3 separate regions of the Homo sapiens genome follow, and regions 1 and 3 are each linked to region 2. The links are chromatin loops, found by intact Hi-C in ENCODE. Cell type or tissue: Calu3. All regions are shown on one strand.

Region 1 (2,500 bases), 93 kb before region 2:
ATCCACTGTGTATGTCATTACAGAGGAAGACACTGAGGCTCAGAATGCTCAGAGAATAACTAATGCAAAGATAATAAGTGATAGCACTGGGATTCAAACCCACTCTGAAGCCACAGCCTGTGTCTTTTCCTGGGATCTAATTATGTCACCAAAGTGTGGGGGTTGGGAGGGAAAGGAAGAAATAAGTAAATAAAATATTAACTTGCCATTGAGTTCCTTTGCTAGAATTCACACGAAATTAAATGAATCTACAGTTTCTTTTCCTTCTTCCCAAATAAATATTTTTGAAGTTGGCATCCACAGAGCTTTATTTTATCTGTAGCCATAGCTAACACAGTTTTACACCAAGGATCAGGATAGTAGTTTGTCAGCAAGCAGAGGCAGTGAAGTCAATATTTCTCAAATAAGTTCACTATGTGTCCCTCATATCTGATCTGACTCACCCTTCCTGGCAGATGCATGCCTCTCTTAATGGCCTTTATCTTCTGGCTGCCATAAGCAGATGAGAACAAAGTAAGCTGGGTGAATTCACAAGGTTTTTGGATTGACCTTGATCAAGTGAGCATGGCTGATTTTGCTTATGACACATGGATGCTGTTTTGTTTTGTATTTTAGTTGTTTGTTTGTTTGTTTGTTTTTTGTAGCAACATGGTCTTGCTTTGTTGCCCAGGCTGATCTTGAGCTATTTTTAATTTAAGTAAACATTAGTTACCTTTCGCCTATAACCACAATGCTTCTCCCCACTTCCCCTAAACCCAATATGTCAATAATAAGCTTCTGTGTGCCCAAATAAAAGTGAAAAGTCTGACATTATTAATGGCATTTATTTACCTCTCTCAGAGTGGTAAGATAATATCAGCAGGTACTATAAGGCTATCACAGTTTAGAGTAAATAGACCCTTTGCCCTCTCAATGCATTTGAGGAAAACTAAAGTTAATTCAGAGCATGGACTTGGCTCTACGGAAACAGGATACATAGATGCAAACCTCCCTTCTGGCACACACTCTGTAACCTCGGGCAAATTACACCTGTGTTTCAGTTTCTTCATCTGTGGAATGCAAATAGCAGCATCTAACTCATAGGCTCATAGGCTTGTAGTGAGAGTTGAAGTTTATATCAGAATATGCATGGTACATAATTAAGTGCTATGATGTTAGCCATTGATTTCAATTTAAACACAAAGAATAAATGACATGCTTTGCCTGTAAAATAGGTGCCTAAAACGGCGATACATTGGGCATACTGGTATATAATTTGGATCGGTTTCTATTTCTCAATCAATAAAGTCAAGTTTCTAGCAGAGGAGGGTATTGAGTCAGAGCTAAAGCACTCCAGCTTGTACAAAGGGAAAGGGATACTTTGTTCCTTTTTGAGACGGAATCATCTGGGCAAAGAAAAAGAGAGAACTTCATTCAGAGGGCTACCAGCTGTTCTTCCCAGTTTCTCAATTTTGAAGAGCACAGGCCATAAGAACCCTGGCTAGTGAAGGGTGGTTAAAGAGAATTAGGCCCTTCTGATGACCAATCCAAAAGCTGGGAATCACTGAAGGTCTTTGGTGAGCAATTTGGCACAACTGGTGAATCATTCTGGCTGCTGTAAATGAAACAGATACCAAGACGTTGAAGACAGTGGCAGAGGCTGCAGAAAACATCACAGCAGCCAAAGCCCAAAATAAGTCAGTCCCAGCATTTTGACAGTATATACAGAAAAAGGGAATAGCTGTTATCAGTTCTTTTATTAGGGGGAAAATATCAGTCTTAGAAACAACCTGATGAGAAAGACTTAAAAAGATACAAAAAAGTAAGGTAGGAGGCTTAAGACCAAGGGAAAAATAATGCAACCACTAAGAAAGGTAAAAGATGGGGAAATGAACGATTGTCAGTTTAAAAAAAAAAAATTCATCAATGCTCCTTGGGAAAATGGCTGATTTCAGGGTTTCAGGTCGGGAGCAGCAGACTATGGACAAGATGCACTTAGAATATCTTGCGTCAGAAAAGTAAGAAAGGTATTTGAGTTTACTGGCCATTTAAAAAGTATACAGGAGACAAAGATAAACCAAGCACCAAAAAGGATATTGACTGAAGTGACAGAAACAAATACATTAAGATTCATAAGTTCTTAATGACACTTAAAAAAGAAAAACTCACTGGTTCTCACTGGAGATTGTTAAAGCACCAAATCATTACTCTGATAGTTGGTAAAAGGAAAAAATTAAGACTTTTCCCTGTCTATCCTGCACATTGTGAATTTCAGGAGACCTAAATAATTTATGAGGGAAAGTTCTTTACAGACCGAATTCCAATTAATAAATGCAAGAAGAATGATGGATTTAGATCATCACCATTTTGCAACCCCTAATGAAAAGGATCTAGGCTACAACGATCTGTGATACTAAAATCATTAAGTAGAAGACAGACAGCTAAGTGACACTACCTAAACTCACGAATCAATCTTTCCATCTCAAAAAGAGAGATATCCAGACATTATGCGTCTCACGAT
Region 2 (2,500 bases):
GCAGGTGTTTACCACAATAAATCTCCTGGAACAACTCTGTTCTACCATCTGCTTCTTGCAGGACCCAAACTGACATGCTTCCCAACAACAAGAAAAGTGACATTCCTTTTTAAAGACCCAGAGAAAATCCTAGTATCATGTTCTTTGGTATGTTCTGGAATCAAGGACCCAAGATTAATTGGTAACTGATTCACTTATTCAGGAATTCATTTAATCAATCACTTCAATAGGTATTAATTAAGCACCCATTGTATGCCAGGAACTGTGCTGGACCTTAGAGCTATAACAGTAAACAAGGAAGACGTAAGTGAAAATCTCATCTAAGCAACTTGTAAAATGAAAGACCATGGGTAGTCCAGGAAGGAAAAGCTGTCTCTGGGTGTGGCTGAACGTTAAAGCAATCTATCCTATCTGATGAGAAAACACACAAAATGATCATTCCAGACCACAAAGATCTCCAATTACAAGAAACATAACTTCCGCCACTGCTATGCCCTTTGCACACTGTACATAGTCAGTTCCTCCCACCAGGAGTCATCGGAGAAAGGAAACTGCACGTGGATGGCAGGACAACAGCACAGCATTGCTGGCTGTCATGGTAGCTGGCACATGCCAGCTCCTTTTTCTGCATTCAGCTCCCTCCTGCCCCATCACCTAAGAGCCAGGCAAAAACACTTCCACTCGGCTGGAGCCACCAGGACTTTGACCTACATAAAGTGCCACAAAAATCACCCAATTGAACAAGCTCTGGGCCAGAGAAGGAGCTGAGGTCCAGCTGAAGGTGATGTCCAGCCCAAGAGGCTGTCCCCATAAACTGACCCTCAGGGGGTGCTGAGTCCCACTGCCCTGGTTTCTCCACATCTGTGTGATATAAGGAAGCCAGAGACCACCACAGCCTGATGAGTTCTTGGAGAAGCCCAGAGCCAGTGGGCCTGTCTCTCCACAGAGTCACGCTCAGGGCTTTAGTTAAAGGATCCCTGCAGAGGGAGTGGGTTTGAATTCCAAATCTGCCATCCTCATCCTAGGACAAAGAGCAAGACCTTTAACGTCTCTAGGCCTCAGTTTCCTCTGCTGCAAAGGAGTGAGGGTACCTGTACCTCCCTCATTGGGCTATTGTGAGGACTAAATGAGATAACATATGGAAAGCACACAGCACTGTGCAAGGCAGCTTGAGAGGGCGTGAGCAGGATTGGTGAGGACTATTCTTGTTTGCCTGGCTCTAGCCGTTACCCTGACTTCAATCACCTCTAACTATGCGTCCTTCTATTTTGCCTGTTTCCCTGTTTTAAAAAAAAAAAGTAAAAAGAAAATATAAATTCCTTTCTGCTTTCAGAAATGAATTTTCTGAAATTATACCCATCATGGGGATTCCAGGGACCATGGACTCTTTGCAGACACACTACTCAAACCCATGGAGAAAATGTCCCATCGGCTGCCCGGGAGCCTCTGCCTTGGCCACTCGCAGCAACCCTGGGAGAAATAAGGGCCTCAGACAGAACAATAGCATGGATTGTGCCTCTTGCAGGAATTTCATCTGTCACTGAGTAACAGGTTTTGATCTCAGGCTCGCTGCCAGTTAGGAAGTGAAACCCTTTCCGGAACACTTGCTGTTTTGTTGGTTTTCCCCTGGAGATTTAATGATTTCACCTTGGAGGTTTTAGCTGATGAGCTGTGCTCTGTATGGAGCCTACCCATGTGAAAAACCAATCAGGTATTTCATGGGCTCCCCAGTATTCTATTTCGTGAGTTTGGAGACCCACTAAGCCAACAATTGGACACCCCCACAAGGTGTGCATTTGCTGTCACCAGAGCGAGCTCTGGGTCTGTCCGCGTGGCACAAGGAGAGCTGTTAGATCAGTCGTCTTCTCTAACCCAGAGGCCTAAGTGAGAGGATGAGAAAGAGAAAGGGCCATTGTTTCTAAAGACAGGTTCACCTGAAGAATTTGGACAATGATGCCGGTTTCAGTTTAAAGGGCCTTTGGGCAGGGTTGGCATTGGGAACAGGGGCTGAGGGAGCTTCTAGACTTTTCTGCATTATGAGCAGAGTAATTACAAATCAGCTCTGCAGATGACAGCACAGACCTCTTTGTGGTGGGTTCTCTTGGGCCAACAGCAGATTTGGAGCCGTGGAAGAACAGCGAGAAATCTCTTCACATGACCTTCATGTCTTCCTCCTGTAAACCGCATTGTATTTCTAACTTCAGATCAAGGGGACTGACATCTGCAACTCTTCAGGGAGGACAGCTGGGCCATGCCCCTTTGGGCCTCCCATCCTCCCCTCGTCTTGTCAGCCAGTCGTGCTGGGATCTGCCGGCAGCCTTGTGAGAACCGGGCAGGAACTGGCCAGCAAAGGCAGCTATAAATACTCCTCTTGGCAGCCAGCTTCACTTGGGAGCCCACAGCTGAGGGGCGGAGGCCAGCGGGAAGCACCTGCACCTCTTCAGGGTACATCCGAGCCTGGGCCTGGCTTCCCGCCCTCCACCTCTGAATGGGGATTTGG
Region 3 (2,500 bases), 97 kb before region 2:
CATTTGAGATACTCAAGGTAGATTAGAACATGTCTAGGCAGCTTTTTTTTTTTTTTTTTTTTTTTAGAGAGTTATGTGCCAAGAGCAGTGGGAAATTTGAATGCTTAAACAGTACCCAAAAGAAGAGAAAACCACCTGGTAAGATCTCTGACAGACACATAGGGTTGCTGCCACTAAGTACTCTTCTGACACCTCTCCTAGAATTCTGTTTATGGCCAAACAAACCATTTAATCTTCTAGAAACAGATTTATAGATGTGTTCTTTTTACTCTTTTGATATGACAGATTCTTGATTTAATTAGATCCCTTTCCCATTTTCAAATGCTCCCTCTGCTAATGCATTAACTTCTCCCTCTCCAACTGAAGAGATGTGGTTAATATTAAACACCCATCTTTCCATTTGTCTAAGATTCACCCCAAAGTGTCCTACTGGTTGAGGTGTCATCTCAACACAGAACACTGCTTGGACCTTGGCCAGACAAGGAACAAGAAATAAAACCTGATTCCCTATCCCACCATTGGTTCCCATGATAGAATACTGGTATTCCATTTTAGAGACAGAGACTCACAGAGGTTATTTGATTTACTCCAGGTCATGCAGCCCTTAAGTGGTAAGCTCATTTTAAAAAATGTTCTCTTACACCCACAGCCAAACTGCATTTTAATAGATTGAAACAGGCATCATACTTCCCCTAATCTCCAAAAGTTATTATTATATCCTCTTCTCAACGTAAAAAAAATTTTTTTGCAGATTTCATTCCTATGTACAAATTCACAGCACAATATAATGAGTCAACCATTTGCAGTGTTTGTTCATTACAGTCAACATTTAGAGTGTCAGAGCAAGCAGAAGTGATAAGCTGTTCACTTCCCTCAACAGTAATGAGAGATAAAATAAATTTGCCGTCAGCACCAAAGTCCTAAGTGTTAGGCAATCACAAGTATTTGCATGTACACCTCATAACAGCTGCAGGTAAATGATTTGACAAGGTCAAATTCAACTGAACAACAAAACCACCAATGGACTGAGTTTAAGTTGCTAGACCAGTTGGAAAAAAATACAGGAAGACAACCAACTAGGATGCAAAAACCCTGGTTTTCAGAATTGTAACTTTAGTAAAGATTTGTTTTGCCTTGGTAGAAGTCCTGAATGATATTTTCTCTACAGATAATACAAACAGTACAAAATGAAAAGGATTTTATAAGCAAGAAGTCAATGTCCCATGAACAAAGCAGATGAATACAAAACAGATTAACTGAGTCACAGAAGGTAAGATCTGCCAACTCACTATACAAATTACAGTGACTCAAAGGCATGTCTATATCTAATGTCATTTAGTTATATTCATGGTTCTCAGTTTTAGGAAATTTATATGGAAAGTTTAACTTTTAAATTTTGCTCTCCTAAAAAAAGCTGTAAGAAAACTGATAATTATGTATATACACACACAGACACACACACATATATATATTTTAACCCCCTGCCCCCACTTACAATTTTGGTTTCTTCCACCTTCAACATTACTCTAAGGCTATTAATGCTTTTTGTAGGAAAAAATTTAAATTTATTCTCTTCTCACATTTAGATCATTACCTAAGCAATATCAGTGTTCATATAGATTGTTAATATAATCTTAATTTACATTTTTCCCACTTCATAAATAAATTGGGATTGTTTGTATACCCCATGTTAAAGCTGTGATTTACTATGATATTTCTATAAACTATGTAGCTATATTTTTTAAATAAAACACATGGCTTACCATAGTTCCTTTATTCAAGGACACCAATAATTTTAAGATATACCATCAATTTAATAATAGCTTTATAGGGAGCAAAACAGTAAGTACTTCTTCAAATGATCACAGCAACCGTAAGATACATCTCAATTTTGAAAGTGTCAAAATGAAAAAAAAGAGACTCTAATCAAGGACATACATTAATTATCTTATTTAGAGAGAGGATGCAGAAGAAGTGTTAGACTGTATAATATGGAGTCAGCCTTCTTGGGTTCAAATTTGACTCCTTCTCTTATTGGGTGATCTTAGGCAACTCAACCTATGCCTCATTTTTCTCTTCGGGAAAAGAAGACCATGAGACCATCTGCGACATAAGATTGTTGTTACCAGGTCTAAATGAGTTACTGTTCTTAAAGTACTTCAAACAACCTGATATGATAAATGTTATATTAGGATTTGTTAAATATTAATAGTTATCATCATTTTCAGCACCACCACCTACCAGGGCTTACCGAAGCATTTGCTATATTTGGAGGTGAATGATTTCCAATTCAACACCAGTAAAATATTTTGATTCAAAAAAAATTTACTAGCAACTGAATGAGTACTTATATCAAGTTTTTAGAGGAAAAGGAGAGAAAAGGTAAAATAATTGTAAAACCATGATGCTGCTTTCTGGAAGGCAAGTTAGAGAAGCACTTTCTAACCAGGGGTCTTGTGGCACAGGCTTCAGAACATCCACAAGCCCTCTGAAATGAGAT

Evidence for each region. Peaks named below come from ENCODE experiments on the same cell type or tissue, not always from the same donor. Only the 100,000 strongest peaks of a DNase experiment are listed, where the experiment ranks them.
Region 1: it touches region 2 in a loop (4-fold over the local background); 22 of 110 quality-filtered maps call a loop at or near these places.
Region 3: it touches region 2 in a loop (4-fold over the local background); 21 of 110 quality-filtered maps call a loop at or near these places.

The regions. Positions count from the first base shown.
Region 1 is chr7:22,350,526-22,353,025 of GRCh38, forward strand. All of the region lies in intron 1 of RAPGEF5 (Rap guanine nucleotide exchange factor 5), which reads right to left. Among named protein-coding and RNA genes, the nearest start is that of RAPGEF5, 5.4 kb to the right of the region's middle. RefSeq lists a silencer at 327-456 and enhancers at 1,247-1,356, 1,647-1,696. In Calu3, no CTCF peak of the experiment used is centred here; a DNase peak (open chromatin) is centred at 996.
Region 2 is chr7:22,443,138-22,445,637 of GRCh38, forward strand. The region is part of intron 4 of STEAP1B (STEAP family member 1B); the gene reads right to left. Among named protein-coding and RNA genes, the nearest start is that of STEAP1B, 56 kb to the right of the region's middle. In Calu3, no CTCF peak of the experiment used is centred here; DNase peaks (open chromatin) are centred at 544, 1,554 and 2,474.
Region 3 is chr7:22,345,655-22,348,154 of GRCh38, forward strand. All of the region lies in intron 1 of RAPGEF5 (Rap guanine nucleotide exchange factor 5), which reads right to left. Among named protein-coding and RNA genes, the nearest start is that of RAPGEF5, 10 kb to the right of the region's middle. In Calu3, no CTCF peak of the experiment used is centred here; a DNase peak (open chromatin) is centred at 947.